Regions from separate parts of the Homo sapiens genome. Here region 1 is linked to region 2. Evidence: chromatin loops called from intact Hi-C (ENCODE). Cell type or tissue: PC-3. All regions are shown on one strand. Each heading gives the region's core, and the rest is flanking DNA. Links, peaks and the distances in the headings are about the cores only. Region 1 has its middle 57 kb from the start of MIR4795. Region 2 holds the start of VGLL3 (vestigial like family member 3).

Region 1 (8,383 bases), core at 201-8,200, 180 kb before region 2:
AACATATGATCTAAATGCAGAAATAGGGGTCTCTGTCCACCATGTGCTAGAAAAATATCTCAGGGTCTCAGGACTAAAATAAACAGAATTTCTACCATATGTAGAATTGAAAAACTATTGAATTTTGCCCAATTCAGAATAAGGCAAAGCATGAGTAATTACTTTTTTCTCTCTTTTCATTATAGCTACAGGGCAAGAGTATGAAAGATGAGCAATTATACGATGCTCTTAATTGATACAAGAAGTCAACTCAGTTAACTCATGGAAAACCAGTTTCTATTCTTTCCCCCACACTTCTTTGTAGAAGAAATTTGTATATTGAAGATAATTACTTGAACTCTCATTTTCATTTCTATACTATAAAAAATCAATAGATTTTTAAAAATGTTTGGAGAAGACGCGTAAATAGAAAAAGGAGCAGTAAAGAAACAAATATCTCCATGTAGAAAGACTTTAAAATGTTTGTGTTGGTATTGTTTAAGTTACTGTAAAGAGTATCTTTTCAAAAGAAAAACTAAGAATAAAATGGAATAAACTGGGGGGTGAGCATAGGCGTCAATTAAGTATGGTTTCCTAACAGATTAACAATAAATATATCAATTAGTATTTAGGAGGGTTATTTTGCGCTAAAGGAATAAATGATTTTTTCATTAAAGTTCAAAGAATATATGTAACATCTCTAAAGCAAAATTACATTTCCCTACATAGTTTGTAAGTAATTGGAGTATGTATAGTATCTCCACTGTTATCCCCCTAATCCATCTTCCTAATTTAGTCCTCATGTTTAGATCTCTTCTGCCTTAAAGAAATACCGCTTTTTTTTTCTTTGGTGGTGACTAGTCTGAGCACGTTATCTTTCCTAGGGCCTGAAACAGCACAGAGAATGTTGGCATTAGATTAGATAGATAGATAATGTTATAGATTAGATAATTACCACAAAATAGTATAGTGAGAAAAGTTCAAGTTTTGCACCACACAGATAAGAGTTCAAATACAAACATCACACTGTGGCTTTCAGCATATCATTCCAATTCTCTGAATCCTAATTTTTTAATTTGTACAATGATGATAATAATTTGCAGCTTTGTTGAGATAATTTATAAAGTGTATGGTACATGATAGGCCCAAATAAACAGTAGCTGTTATTATGATATCAGAGTGAAGTATGCTGTAATTATTTGCTTTATGTGTGGCTGTGTGAAATTTTCTCACTATTCCTAATTTCTGTGTTTATACAAACAGGAAAAATATATTAATACCACATGAAATACAAAGCTGTTTGTAGAAATTCAATAGGAATACGGACAAATCAACAGGCGAATAGTCCTATTAATTAATACAATCATAAAAAGAAAAGAAGTTACATGTTAAAAGTAGAAAGAGTAAGAAATTAACTATGAAAGTCATGACTAAGAATTCATCTTAGGGATGGAGTAACCCAGTTTTTATACTATACAGTCTAAAACTTTCAGAAAATCATTTAGATTTTTCCCTTGTATTTCCTACTGGTCTAAGATTCCTTTTTTATTTTTCAACCCCCCAAAAAGTAGATATGAAGATGATGGTTATGTTATCAATGTGTGAGAGAGAACTTTTTAAGAAGTATAGCAAAATTTATGCTACTGAGGAGAGAAGATAAAGCCTTTTAAATTATTCATATTGATAGAAGTTTGACTACGCAAAAACTTTGCCAAAATAAATTTAGAGGCATTAAATCTAAGATTCTTTATTGCAATTTTAGAATTAAAATTCCACAAGAAAAATATCAGAAAATTTAGACTTCCTTTTGGAGATAAAGAAGTTCCTTTTGGTTTGCCATTCCTATTCATCCTTCTGTTTTTTGGTCACTTATATTGTGTTGGTATTACACTATTTTTGTGTTTTGAAAGTATTATTTCACAAATGAACACATTGAAAGTGTCACTTGATAACTATATTATTTCACTATGCATTCAAATAACAGTGAGAAATATTATGACAATATGTGAGGTGTTTCTAGAGTTGCAGAGATAAATTGATCAAAACAAAGAGATCTCTGCATCTGCCCAGCATGAAAACACCTTTTAATTTAAGCTGAACCGATCTTCTAAGCATACCTGAGACAATTTGTTCTACTCAGATCTCAGTCATGCTCTCATACCAATTAAAATGATGAATGACATAAGTTTTACAATTGTGAAAAAATATATATATTGTAAAACAATATATGTCTATGGTATGTTTTTATTACAGTAAAAAAGCCTTTAAAATACTTAGTGCAATACGACATGGCTTTTTTCCATAATTGTTTGGAACTTGTGTTTGTGTTATTCTTCTCTGTTGGCACACTACAGTATTTATATCAACTTGACTTAACCTGTGGGCAATGTATCAGCAGGCGTAGGCTTTCACGCAGTGAGTGCAACCTTTAATGGGGAGTTATTATCAACATTCTTATTAGTAATATTTATATAGTGTAATAAATATGCTTATTTCTAAACTGGTGTCAGCAAAGCAAGTCCTTGCCCTGATGATCTAGCTTTAGGGTGCTGTTATTCCTTAGAAATCACATTTGTATACATGATTTGGACCAAGCCATGCAAATACTTCTCTATTTATCCTTCTGATTTAAGTATCCAGCAGCCAGTTATTTGAGGTGCACACAAAGTAACTTGAATGGAACCCACTACTTCTAAATACCCTAACTCACTAAGAATGAAGCCCAATTCTGATTGTTTATGAATTATCCTGGTTAGCTTACTACATGGAGATGAACTATGTTTTATTGTTCAAGCCAGGACAATGTTGATAGTGCAAGGGGCCCTCATTAACAACCTGGAAGAAAAACCATAAATCAGACTGTCTCATGCAAATCAGGCACCTTTTTTGTCAGCTTTGTTATCTTTGCAGCAACTTTATTAATAAATGCTTCTTCACCTCTCCTACTAGTCATCCATGTGAATTCAAATTAGGAAGCTTCAGCTCCACCATTTACTGGTTGTACAACATTGAGAGCTCAAGTCTTCTAAGATCTCTTCACTCATCTTCAAAATTGACATGATAGACTGGAATTGATGGCTCATGCCTATAATCCCAGCACTTTGGTAGGCCAAGGTGGAAGGATTGCTTGAGGCCAGGAGTTCAAGACCAGCCTGGGCAACATAGTGAGATTTCGTCTCTGCTAAAATAATAATAGCAAAATGAACATAATAATGTGGATGTTGTCGTATGCAAAGGGCTTATCACAGTACCTGAGATACAGTGAGTACTCAACTGATAGTGATTACGATTATGACCATTTCCCTGGAGGATGCCCAAATTGGAGGTATTGATGCTGTCATTGAGCAATGTAGTTTATGAAAGTTGTATACCATGGCACTTGCCTGAAAGATAGGAGGTAAAATCTGGATGGTATTACTTTAGAAAGCACTCATTTCTTTGTGTAACATTAACAAAAGAATAGATGTGTAAAAAATTTTTTATCAAATACAGATATTCCTAGAGAATTCCTATGGCTTTTCCCCACACTTTCAAGACACATGTGTTTTCTAATATCTTAGGAGGCTGGCCCTTAATAACACAGCAAGATAAGGTAAGCACTCACTAAGCATCTTTCCAAAATAATAGTTTATGATGAAAAATATGAATCTAATATTTACAATTCATACAGTGACATGGAAAGTTTATTTAACTGGCCCTAGTTTCTGTCTATAAAATGTGGCTTATTAGAATGCCTCGCATGATTCAATATAACAATGCATGCACTTATCATAGCATCTAGAATATAATAAGTAATCAGCAAATATTAGCTATTCTTTATTATCTGTTCTATGTTTCATCTCACGGGATTACTTCTCTGTTTAACAAAATGATGCTTACTATATTTCAACATTTCTTTAATTGAAGACACATCATTATGCTATATGCCACTAAAGTAAAATAAAAACCACTATTACTAAATAAATTATCTGACACTATAGATTATAGTACACATCACACTTTCAAAAATGTTACATATAAATTTAAAATGTGCATTTTTGAATCAATGAATGTAATAGACAATTATGCCAAACAATCTGTTTCAATGCATTGATGAAATCAAACTAGAACATCTTCTTAAGCATAAGTGAATATATATATATATATATATATATGTGTGCTTATATTAAGTGCATCTGAAGATCTTTTAAAAATGCAGATTAGGAATCTGAAAAATCAATTTCTAAATTAGATTCCGACTTTGGGGTTGACTATGATGTTCTGCTTAAAAATGCAGATTAAGAATCTGAAAAAAAAACCTATTTCTAAATTAGATTCTGACTTTAGAATTGACTCTGATGTTCTGCATTCTTAACAAGCAGCCAGGTGCTGCTGATACAGTTTGCTGGGGTCTACACCTTGAGTAACAAGGAACAATTCTGGCCTCCTGGCTAATGGTCATTTTCTGAAGATAATGCTCTCATTAGAATGATGGAAAGGGTGTTTTCAAACTGCTTGTGCCTTATAGGTAGAATATCTACTACATATGTTCTTATCCTCCATCCCTTTCTTCCACTTATCTCTTTCTCTGCCTCCCTGTCTCGGTCCCTGTGTGCCTCCCTGTCCCTTTGTCTGTCTCTCTTGCTCTCTCGCACCCACGCCTGCATCCACACACACACACCCCACACAGCATATGCATACAAATACACACACATGAAAACATAATGACCCACAGATACTTCAGTTCTGAGCTACATTGTTTTTGCAGATCCCTTCGTGTCAAGATGTGAACATCCTCCCTTTCTTAAACAGAAAACACTAGGAAAGAACAATGCACTGGGCAGAAAGTTTATTTTAACAGTAGCCTTTTGTTTGATATTTAGTTGATATTCTAACAGAATCTGGTTTATCCAGAGATAGCTAAACTGGGGTTACTACAACTCCTTTGCACGCTTTCAAAGGTTTTGCCTGCTTTCAAAGGTTTTGCCTAACAGCAAGGCAATCAGTTGACCAGAGCTGACGATGTTTTATTTGACCAACAGATGGCAGTAGCAGTCTCTTTTTTTCCGTGTAGAAATCAGAAAATTGAAACTAACCTATTCATAAGGTTTTTCGAAAAGCACTCATCAACGTTTTCTGGGTTCTTTGAATTCTTAGCTGATTTCAAAATGTTATCTCATTCTTTGAGCACTGGACCACTTAATCACTCTTATAAAATGTAACCATATTTTCAGGAGACATGTTACCTACTAGATCCCTATTTGTCTAATTCAAATGGAAAACTAGGAGACCGAGACTGTCTCATTTCGCATATGCATAATTTTTTACTTTATGCATCGGGATATTCTGACTACACTAAAAATACATTTCTTTAAAGCAAAAAGGATAACTTACATTTCTGAAAATTACATACATTTGCAAATGAGCCAGAGTAAATCATTTCACCAATCTCCATCAAGATCAAATTTTCAGATCTAATCAGCTGTAAACTTCAAGGATATCTAATGTGTTTCCCTCTATAGTGTGTCTGAGAATATGTGTTATTTTTATTAGTAAATTTTGATTTGATGTATCTTTACTGAAGCATTCTCATACTCATTTCACCACATCTTTTATGTAAAATTTGGCAGGACTATATTTGAATATCTTTTTGTGGAGTTTCACATAAGAGATATAGAAAATATTTTTTAATCCTCACTGTTCTATAAAATGGGGCATGTGTAAATACAAATGTTTGTAACTGTAGAATGCTGTATATATACATATAGATAGGGTGTTTTAAGTTAAAAATAGCAAATTTTTAAAATTATAGAGGGTTGAAATAAATTATACATATATACAGAATTCCAGAATTACATACATATAAAACAGTTTTCTATTTAACATTTAACTACCACATTTAAGAGCATCATAATTTGCCTGCTAGCCTCAAATTTAAACTCAGAATATCATTAATACATTTAGATTCATTTTCATTCTCTCCTTTAAGCAAACCAGTAAATATTTATAATTTACCTGTCTTGATACCTTCTCTCCTTGATACCCTCCCTAACTCCTGGCTAGGGCTTTGTGTTATGCAGTTTTTGTTTTCTACATTTTCCATGACTTTATGCACTTGTCTGTTTTGGGGCTCAGTCTTGCTTTTAGATACTTAATTCAGAAATGAAAATAACACAGAAACTCTTATATTTATTCTCCATGGATATCTAAGTATAGATTAACAGAAAGACTGAATGTTTTCTTCTGAAATTGTGAATAAGATAAGGCTGTTCATTTTCACCTCTCTCTCAACTTAGTACTGGAACATCTAATCATGGCAATAAAGCAAGAAAAAGGAATAAAAAATACACAGATTAGAACAGAAGAAATAAAATTGTCTTTATTTACAGATGCCATGTTTGTCTACATTGAAAATTCCAAAGGAACTATAAAAAATGCTCCTAGAACTAACAAGTGAGTTCCACAAAGTTGCAGAATAAAAAGTCAACACACATTTCTCTGTTCTACAATTACTATGAGGAAGCTAAAATTAAAATACAGTGTCATTTATAATTACTCCAAGGAAAGTAAAAAAAAATTTTTTATGGTAACAAATCAAAGAGACATACTATGTTCATGGATTGGACAGCTCAACATAATAAAGATGTCTATTATTCCCAAATAGATTTATACATTTAATAGAATTCCTGTAACAATCTCAGCAGTTTTGTATACATTTAGACAAATTCTTTGTAAAATTTACATGGAAAAGGCACAGGGTCTAGATTAGCTAAAATCATCTTTAAAAAGAAGAATAAAGTGGGAGAAATTAATCTACCTAATACATAAGGCTTATTGCCAGACTGTGTGGTACTAACAGAAGGATAGACACATAGATACATAAAAAGAATAGAGAACACTGAAAAAGACAGACAAAAATATGCCAAACTGACTTGCACCAAAGGTGCAAAAGAATCCAATGAAGTAAGGATAGACTTCTCAACAAATTATACTGGAGAAATTGGACATCCATAGGCAAGGAAATGAATCTCAACCTAAAAATCACACCTTTTACCAAAAATGAAATCAAAATTAGCCATGGGCCTAAATGTAAAATTGAAAAGTATAAAACACTAGAAAAAAAATAGATGAAAATTACTGGGATCTATAGCTAGGCAGAGTCATCTTAGATTTAATACCCAAACATAAACTGTAAAAAAAGATTGGTACATTGAACCTCATCAAAATTTAAAACATTTTCTCTACGAAAGACACTTTAAAAGGATGAAAAGAGAAGCACCAGACTGAAAAAAAAAAAAACAAACTGGTATGTGAAACACAAGAACTTTCAAAATTCAGCAGTAAAAGCAATCCAATTAGAAAAAGCCAAAATCAATAAACAGACATTTCACTGAACAGGATATATAATTCTATGATTATCCCAGAATTAAAAGTTTAATTTTAAAAAGTTACAGGAAAAAAAGGAATTTAGCTAGGGAAGGTCAATTTTTTTCTAAATAAAAAATATCACAGAAACAACAACAAGAAAACTGATTAATGATACAATAGGCATAATATTAAAACCTTGGTTATAATAATAAAAATAATAACTTTCATGATCTTCATGATTTTTAAATGTATTCACATAAAAGAACTCATTCTAATTTTTACAGCAACCCTAAAAGTTATATGGATTTTTCCTATTGAAACAGAACATTGGAAAGGTTAAGGTCAAGAATCTTGTCATGAAGTCAGCAAGTAAAAGAGCTGAGATTAAATCTCAAAAAATTTTGGTCCATATGTTCTTCCTAGAATAAAATGAAGGTATTTCCACTTTAAATTTAGTTGCTTTTGATCAAGAGGGAAGATACTAATATTAAATTGAAACCTAAGAAATAATTGCTAAATAAGTTAGGTGCAAGCATCCTTCTCCAAAAAGTATATCTGTATTAAGTTATTTTTACAAAAACATCAGACATCTATTATCTATTATTGTACGGATGCTGTGGCCAAGTCAAAAAATAAGTATAAAATAATTTGCAGTCTATATAAAATAATTTAAGGAGGAAAAATAGATCGTTTCACACAAAATATCTTTTTACTATCCTATTATTATTTGTAAAAATCCTACCATTCTATGTATACTTTTGATTATAACACTGAAGTCTTCTCCAAAAAATAATGTCGTCATAAATGTTACTTGTGTCTCATACGTTTATCTCTTGGGAAGGGTAATGTGATATACCAGTAGTGTTAGTTAGTATTCTCAGAAGAATTTATTTTTTTCTATAAAAGAGTAGGGTATTAAAAAAATAAGTCATAGAATTGGTAAGTTTGATTTGGGGAAGGAGCCAGAACATTTCCATAAAGCAAACTAAGTTTAGGAAGATTGGCAGAAGCAGAATGGACCAATGTGAAGACTTAAGATCTGCGGCTTTCAAAATAC
Region 2 (8,383 bases), core at 349-8,348:
TTAAATACTTAGTTTGAGATATCTACATGTACGTACTGCAGGGTCCAGGGAGTTCTCTTACATTGGGATCCCAAGTTAAAGGCAGGGGTGGCTGTCACCACTCAAAAAATAAGCTGCCCCCACTTTTTACCCTATCTTATTCCAAAATATATTAGGAAAACCCACTTCAAGTTATCCCTCCAAATAAAACTAGAGGCGGGGGGTGGTTCACCTCACTAATTTCCAGTTGGAGAATTTGGAAACAAACATTTTGAGAAATTTGGTGGTGGGGGCAAAAATGTAGTGACTGTAAAGTCACAATTCAGAAGAGTTGGAAATGTTTAAGTCCATTTATTTAGATCAGGTACCACATCAGAATTGAACCAGAAAAGCGGTGGAGTAGTGTAAAAGGATAAATCAAAGAAGGGTAAACTTTGAGGAACTTTAGCTCAGAACTACATAGAATTAAATTCCATACCATTGCTGCTTTTTCCAAGTAATTGTGACACCCTTACATAGCAGAGACGACAATGAGTACACCAGCGGTCAGATCACATTCTCTGATCTGAGTGACTCACTCTTGCTAAATGCAATTGGCCCGCATCCCCACCCCATACACACACTCCTCTTCTTCAACTCCAAGTTGACCCAAGGACGATCTGATCAAAAACTTCTTCCTTTGTATATGTATGTGTGTGTGTGTGTGTGTGTGTGTATATATATATATTATATATAATATATATTATATATATATTATATATAATATATATTATATATATTATATATAATATATGTATAATATATATTATATATATAATATATATATACACACATACATAAGTAATATCTAGGAATATGTACACACATGTATAATGTATGTATGCATATACATATGCATATGTATTTGTTTATATATCTTTATTATGCAATTATGGAAAGAGAACTAAATCAAGAGTCAAGAGAAACAGGACTTTGGTTTTAGTTCTGCCACTAGTTCCCTAGAAGACATTAATCAGATCATATATTTACTTATCTATGAAAAAGGATGTTTTAAGCTTGATGATCCTTTTTATTATTTTCCACTTTAAAACCCTAAATAGTTACCCAGGGGAAGTCAGGTACATCTGCTTTCCTACTAGAACTCAAATGTAGATTTCCCTAACATGAATTATCGGAATTTTTATTAATGACCTCACTAAGACTGCAGGCTTTGACAAGCTATTTTCTCTCTCTGTCCACTTCTGTAGATTCTAAGTCTAGGTAGAATTAATCTTTACTCTCTTATCTTCTTCCAGCAGTACACAATATAGAAACAAAGAAAGGTATCAAAAAAGATATTGCATTGTAGGAAGATTTTGCCAAACACCTACAGACTTTTGTGTCCATGACGTATTAGTACCAAATAACTTTTTTTTGTCATAGAATAAATATTTGCACTAGAGGCCATAGGGAGCACGGAAGATGCAGCAATGAGGGGTATGGACATGTTGAATCAAGTTCTGGCTTTATTTTATCATTTGGAAAATATATATAGAATGTCTTCGAAGTGTTAGATATGGAGATGAACAAGATATAAATAACCTCTGCCAAAGTCTAGCTAAAAAGACAGATATTAAACTCATAATTGTACAAAAAAATCAACTACAGATAAAAGTTATTTGAAAAAAGTTGGAGGCATTAAACATTTGAACAGGAGGTTTGGCATTGAGAAGTGGCTGTCCTCACAAATTTGCTCTGTGTCCTAATTCAGTCACTTTATATTCTAGGTCCTATTTTTTTTTAACATCATAAGGATTTTCTCAATCTAACATACAGCAGAAAGCCTAAGACAGAGTTTGAAATCATATTCTACATTATAGCTTCACTGATTTTATATGTGCTCAGATCCCACCAAGAATTTGTAAGTTATTCTAATAGTTTTTGTTTCTCCTCCTATTATATACTTTACTTATTCAAAGAATATTTACTAAGCCAGATATCATATGATTGAAATTTAGTGAAATTTAGAGATAAAAGTCACAGTCTCTCCTCTCAAGCAGCCATGGTCATATTGGGGAAACAAGCAAATAAGCAACTTCAAATCAAGTAGTTAATTATTAGTATGATGGGAGCGTATTCTTAAAAGAACAAGAGCTGGTGAAAATAGGAGCATTAAAGCTGATCCTCATCGGATGTTTTGGAAGACAATTACATGAAGAGCAAGAAGGAGTTAACAAGTGAAGAGGGTGAGGGATGTGTTGGTGCAAATGCTCTGCTCATATGTAAAATGACATGCTGGTAGAAAGTACCACGGCTTCTTCGCAGAATGCAGATCTCAATTCAGATAGCTGGTAAACATTTGCAGGAGGTAGTGACATGGGCAGGGATCAGAATCTGAAGGTTAAAGAGTTGTTTCTACAGACTGCGGGATGTGACTGTGAAATTTTTAAAAGAAGAATGAATCATCATTGCACAGTTGGATTTGCAGTGGCTGGGTCATTAAAGAGTAGTATAAACTATGAAGAACAGGAAGAAGTCTCGCCTTGGGACCCGGAAATCACTAAGAGTCTCTTGCAGGAGTCTGAGTGAGAGATGCCGAGCAAACTAACGATTATAGCAACAGAGATAAGGAGAGAGTCAGTAGAAATGGAAAATTTGGGGTCAACTTGACTCCAAGACCAGGTGTGGGGACTGTGAGGAGAAGGAAGGAGTGCCAGAAGATTCCCACATTTCTAGCTGGGACAACTGGTAGTGGGGGAGTTTCAGTAGAGATGAAGATTAAAAAAGAGGATCAAACTGGGGACATGAGACAATCAGTACTATTAGGATTGAGGTCCTTATGTAACACCTATGTGGAGCTACCTAGAAAGAACTGAATAGATAAATCTGGAACACAGGAAGGGATCTGATCAAAGGAGGTCAATTTGGGAAAAGACAATAATAAACGTTTAAAGTAAATTATGAAACATATTATTGCTGGAAATACTCTTGTACTACAAAGAGCACAATTTAAAGTCCAAGAACTGTGCAAACCCTTAATAAATATGTTTTTAATATTCAGTGATAAAATGATTGAATAAAAGCTGTTGCGGCGTAGCAAAAAGTTCCTATCCAATTTTTATAGTGTCAGTGTGTGTGTGTATGCCTGTGTGTTTATACATGTGTATGTATCTGTGTACCTAGACATACACACAGACACTTATGTAAACATTAACGATATATGATAACTGTATATCTGCATTAGTGTGCTAGGGCTGTCATAAATACCACAAACTAGGTGGCCTAAAAAAACAAATTAAGCTGGGCATACCGTGGCTCACGCCTGTAATCCCAGTACTTTGGGAGGCCGAGGTGGGCGGATCACCTGAAGTCAGGAGTTCAAGATCATCCTGGCCAACATGGTGAAACCCTGTCTCTACAAAAGTACAAAAATTAGCCGGGCATGATGGCGGGTGCCTGTAATCCCAGCTACTCGGGAGGCTGGGGCGGAAGAATCACTTGAACCGGGAGGAGGTTGCAGTGAGCCGAGATCGTGACATTGCACTCCAGCCTGGGCAACAGAGCGATACTCCGTCTCAAAAAAAAAAAAAAAAAAAAAAAGTTAATTTTTTCATAGTTCTGGAGGATAGAAGCACAAGATAAGGTGTGGTCAGTGTTGGTTTCAAGGTGAGACCTTTCTTCTTGGCTTGTAGGTAACTCACTATGACTTCAGATGGTCTTTCCTCTTTGACAGAGCAGAGAGACAGGGAGTGGGGTTTGGGGGAGACATAGATATCTCTGGCGTGTTTTCTCTTCTTATAAGGAACCTAGTCCTATTAGATTAGGGCCCAACCTTTTAAATCTCATTTAACCTTATCACCTCCTTATATGTCCTGTCTTCAAATACAGCCATATTGTGGGTTAGGGCTTCAATATATACATTTTTGGGAAGACATAATTCAAACTATAAAAACATTAGTGCATTTGACTTTCAAACTGACTTTTTCTCTGAGAAAAGATAGACTGTAAAAATGAGAGATTGCTGTGAGTCATAAAAGAGGATGCCTACGTATAAGGAGAGATATGTTTGCTGAATCTCAGAGCTAGAGTTTGCTCATTTATAAAATGAGGCCCAGTGCGGTGCCTCATGCCTGTTATCCCAGCACTTTGGGAGACCGAGGCAGAAGGATCACTTGAGGCCAGGAGTTGGAGACCAGCCTAGGTAACATAGCAAGACCCCTTCTCTATAAAAAAAAAAATTAAAAAAATTACCTGGGCGTGGTAATGCACGCCTGTAGTCCCAGCTACTCCAGAGGCTGAGATGGGAGGATCTCTTGAGCGTGGGGGTGGTAGCTGCAGTGAGCTGTGCTCATGTCACTGTACTCTAGCTTGGGCGGCAGAAGGAAACCCTATCTCAAAATAAATAAAATAATGTGAGTATAATTATTTCTACTGATTATGTCAGAATACAAGTATATTCTCACAGACGTTTTTTTCCCCATTTTGGAGAGGGTCAGATCCAATTGCAAAGAGATAAACCTTTATTAGCGAATGGGCTTAATCAACTACCCTTTATTGCTCTGTGAAAACCAGGCTGTAAAAGCCAGAAATGGTGGACGTCTCACAGCAGTGTCATACCATGAAGATGTAAACTTAAAGCAGAGATTGCTTGTGGAAAACTGTGTTGCATTCTTGGCATGTGGGCACTTGCAGAGATGTTAACTTTCACTTATGATTATTTTAATGTAGGAGCTAATCCCCGTGTATTCTGCGCCTGCTCTGTTTTACCCCTTTGTACACTCGGCTTTTGTTTGGTCCCAGCCTCTGAGTTGGTGTTCCCTGTAAAATCTCCTTGGAGTAGGGAAGCCCTCGCCCTGGCGGCCAGGTGACAGAGACAGGGTGGGAACCTGCCGAGCCTTGAGGGCGCGGAGCCTCTGCATACCATTCCCCTCCCACCACCATCCCATGCTGGGAGGCGGAGAGGGCTGCAAACTTCGCTCCAATCCGCAGCCAGCCTTCCCCGGGGTCCCCCTGCAGGGTGACCCGCCCGCTGCAAAGCGAGTTGGAGAAACTTTGCAAAGTTCCGCGTCAGAGCCTGGGGAGGCAAAGTGCTCCCCCTTCTCCCCGGCGTTCCCCCTCCCTCTGCCCCCGCCTCCCTGTCCTCGCACAGCCGGGAGCACCCGTGATAGGACGAGCCCCGGGCGTGCATTGTGTATATGCAAACCGGAGCTGGGCTCCCCACGGCTGCCCGACCCGGGCCTGGGCTGTGGCTGTGACTGGCGCTGCCGTGGGCGCCGCAGCCCTCGCGGGAGCCGGACGCGGTAATGCCCCAGCGGCGCAGCGGGCGGCTGCGTCCCTGAGCCGCTATATAAGCGCGGCAGGGAACATCCGGAGGGGCTGAAGATGAAGGTGCCCGCGCATGGGCCCCCGCTGATTGCCAGTCCCTCCCGACCCCGCGCCCCGCGCGGAGCCCGAGGCCGCCGAGGACCCGCCTTCGCCGCAGTAGCAGCTGGAGCAGCGACAGAGGCGGCAGCTGCGGCGGCGGCGGCGCCCGCGCCCCTCGCGCCAGCGCGTAGAGCGGCGGCGGCAGCTCGGGGGCCGCCACTGCCCCGGCTGCCATGAGTTGTGCGGAGGTGATGTATCACCCCCAGCCTTATGGAGCGTCCCAGTATCTGCCCAACCCCATGGCAGCGACAACCTGCCCCACAGCCTACTATCAGCCGGCGCCCCAACCTGGCCAGCAGGTGAGTCACCGGACGGGCAGCCTGCTGGGGGCGGGGGCGAAGGGCATCGAGAGTATCGGTCTGGGGCTCGGCGACGTCCCGCCGGCACGCGTGGCGCAGAGGATGCTCTGGGATCTGCGGGAGCGTCCTTGAGCAGAAAGCCATCCCGAGAGAGCCGGGAAGGGAGAGCAGCAGGGTGGACGGGTGGGTGAGGCATGACCTAGCTGGGGGCTTCATTGAGCTGTGGTCACCGGAGCTCAGAGGCTGCTCCTCCTAGGCACCCTAGCTCTTAGGACTCAGTTCTCTGAAGCTCACCAAGGGCATCTATCTTAGGACCATGTGAGTAAACTTCCTTTCAACCAACTATTTTGTTTATTTGGAAAGATGGAATGTTTCAGGGTTTTATTGATGAGGAAGATGAAGTGCGCTGACAGAGGTAGGGGAAGCTACCTGGAGAGTGAGTTCACGAAATGATCTGGGACTTTCATGGGGGAACACTGGTCTAGCATAATGTCTATCGGGTGTTACTAGAACTTCTCCACAGAATCTTTCTCCCGGTGACTGTGACTTAGAGGACAGGGATGGATTCCAAGGTTCTTCATTCATTTTTTAATTCCAGCAAAGCACAGAGTTTGTACGTGTTCAGTCTGTTGACAGTGGGTCCCTCGGCCAAAAGGTTACCTTGAATCTCTGGATGCTGAGTCTCCACTCTTCCAAGAGTAACTGAAGATGTCCATAATAAGGGGTCGTGAACTGAGGAGATGATATAGTTACTTTAGAAGGAACAGTAGAGTTCTGGGGAATTTGGCACGAGGCGCCCTTGGACATTACTCTCTGGATACAACGGAGAGTGTGCCAAGGCTTAGTTAGTGCTACATTAAAATAAAAAATGTATGTGGCAAGGGCTGTACCAAAATAGAGTCCACCTCAGACTATGGGAATTAGGGTGGGCGGATTTGGAGAAACTTAAAAAAAATAACTAGATTTGGTTAGGAAATTACCATCCATAGAATATATTGATTTATTTCTTTTTACTTTCTTAGGTACCACATGTTTTATTGCAAACCTTCTTAGGTTTGGGCTGTTAATTAATCTGACATTTTACTTTCTGTATTTCCTCTACTTCTGTCTCTTTGCTAGAATTACAGTGCTACTCTTTAGAAAGAAATCTAACTTTCCGTTTAGAATTTAGGAACTATGAAATTCAGCTAATTCTGGAAGGGTACATGCCCCAGATTCATCTGCTAAATAGTACCAGCTTAACCAGAACCAATTAGGGCAAAAGAGGAAGGAGCCCTACTTTCTTGCTATCCTCTTAAAAAAAATATTCAGCAGCACCAGCATTTCAAAGCATCTCTGATATTACAGAGGTCTTCAATTATCATTTGGAATGTGGATGAGCAACAAACTAAAACTTCTCTACATGTTCAGAAAGATACTTTCCTCCTTTATAAAATAACAAACTAGTAGAAGTTGTTTCAAATATGGCTTTATTTTTTAGGGTTGTGAAATTAATGAATCTGTGGTGTGGAGTTAATACTGTAACACTTTTTTTTGAGCTAGAAAATAACATTCGGTATCAGAGAAAATGGCAAATTGCCAATCATAAAAGTTTTCAATAAGAAATGACTCCAGTACTTTATATAATGTTTGCAATAGCCCTGAGACTCGGTCCCCAAATTCATTTCTTTTGCTAAAACCGTCAACATACTGAAGACAACAATTTTAAAAAGTAAAAAATAAAATAAAATAAAAATCAGGAAAACTCTGACCATTGAGCTTCTTAAAAAGAAAACAATTTATCTACATTGATTGGTTACATAATGATCAACTTCTATATTTTGGGCTTTTGTAGACATTGCTTAACTAGATGTTAGGCTGAGTGAGCCATAGGGAGGTGCTTGGAAATTTTCATGTTGCTTTTTCTTCTTTTTCTTCTCCTTCTTCTTCTTCTTTTTTTTTTTTTTTTTTTTTTTTTTTTTTTTTTTTTTTTTTTTTGGTCAAGTAAAGAAACTGTTTGACCATAACTGGCTAACGAAATAAAAAAAAAAAGACTTGACAGTGTAACTACTGTTCTTTTAGTGTCAGAAGTTTATTTTGATGACCTACATTTTCTATTGGAAAAGAGAGTAAATCAGGAAATTCTTATCAGGCTGACAGCATTTTTAGACTATGCAATGCGTGGGTGAAGTGGGACTAATATTGACTTGGCCCTAATGCAGTCATCCGAGAATACATATTTTGGTTGTTTTTGCATTCCATAAGGTTTTATCATTATTATCCATGAAGATTGTTTTCTCCGTACATGGGAAGTGACCCCTAATAGCATCTTGCCTGGGAGACAAAAGTAAGGGCTACAACTCCTACTGAATTTGAAAAATTGATTTTTGGAGAAGGAAAAAATGGAAAAGGAGCGAAGAAAAGTAACAGCAATCAAGAAATTTTAATAGCCATTTAAAAAATGCTAGAAAAGACAGCATTAAAGTTTTATATTACTTCTGTATTCAATTGTAGTAGTGTATCTGTCAACTAATTTCCCCCTCAAACTGTATGGCTCTGAAGTCCTTATTAATTACTGTATCAAAATGATTCCTTATGATGGATTTTAAACACAGGTATATTTTTCCTCTTAACAAATGATCATATAACATTGAGAATTATTTTGGAAATAACAGAACTTCATTATCCAGGCATGTGTACTCTCACCTGTTTTCCGATAAGCA

The links. Peaks named below come from ENCODE experiments on the same cell type or tissue, not always from the same donor. Only the 100,000 strongest peaks of a DNase experiment are listed, where the experiment ranks them.
Region 1: it touches region 2 in a loop (4-fold over the local background); 7 of 110 quality-filtered maps call a loop at or near these places.

The regions. Positions count from the first base shown.
Region 1 is chr3:87,164,681-87,173,063 of GRCh38, reverse strand. No RefSeq gene overlaps it. Among named protein-coding and RNA genes, the nearest start is that of MIR4795, 57 kb to the left of the region's middle. In PC-3, for the core only: CTCF peaks have their summits at 4,798 and 4,997 (motif pointing right); a DNase peak (open chromatin) is centred at 4,993; H3K4me3 peaks cover 814 bases.
Region 2 is chr3:86,987,916-86,996,298 of GRCh38, reverse strand. VGLL3 (vestigial like family member 3) reads left to right here and starts at 5,150. Exons shown (of 4, transcript NM_016206.4): 1 at 5,150-5,681. The coding sequence starts at 5,556. In PC-3, for the core only: CTCF peaks have their summits at 4,787 and 4,987; DNase peaks (open chromatin) are centred at 558, 2,428 and 7,868; H3K4me3 peaks cover 3,185 bases; H3K27ac peaks cover 2,437 bases.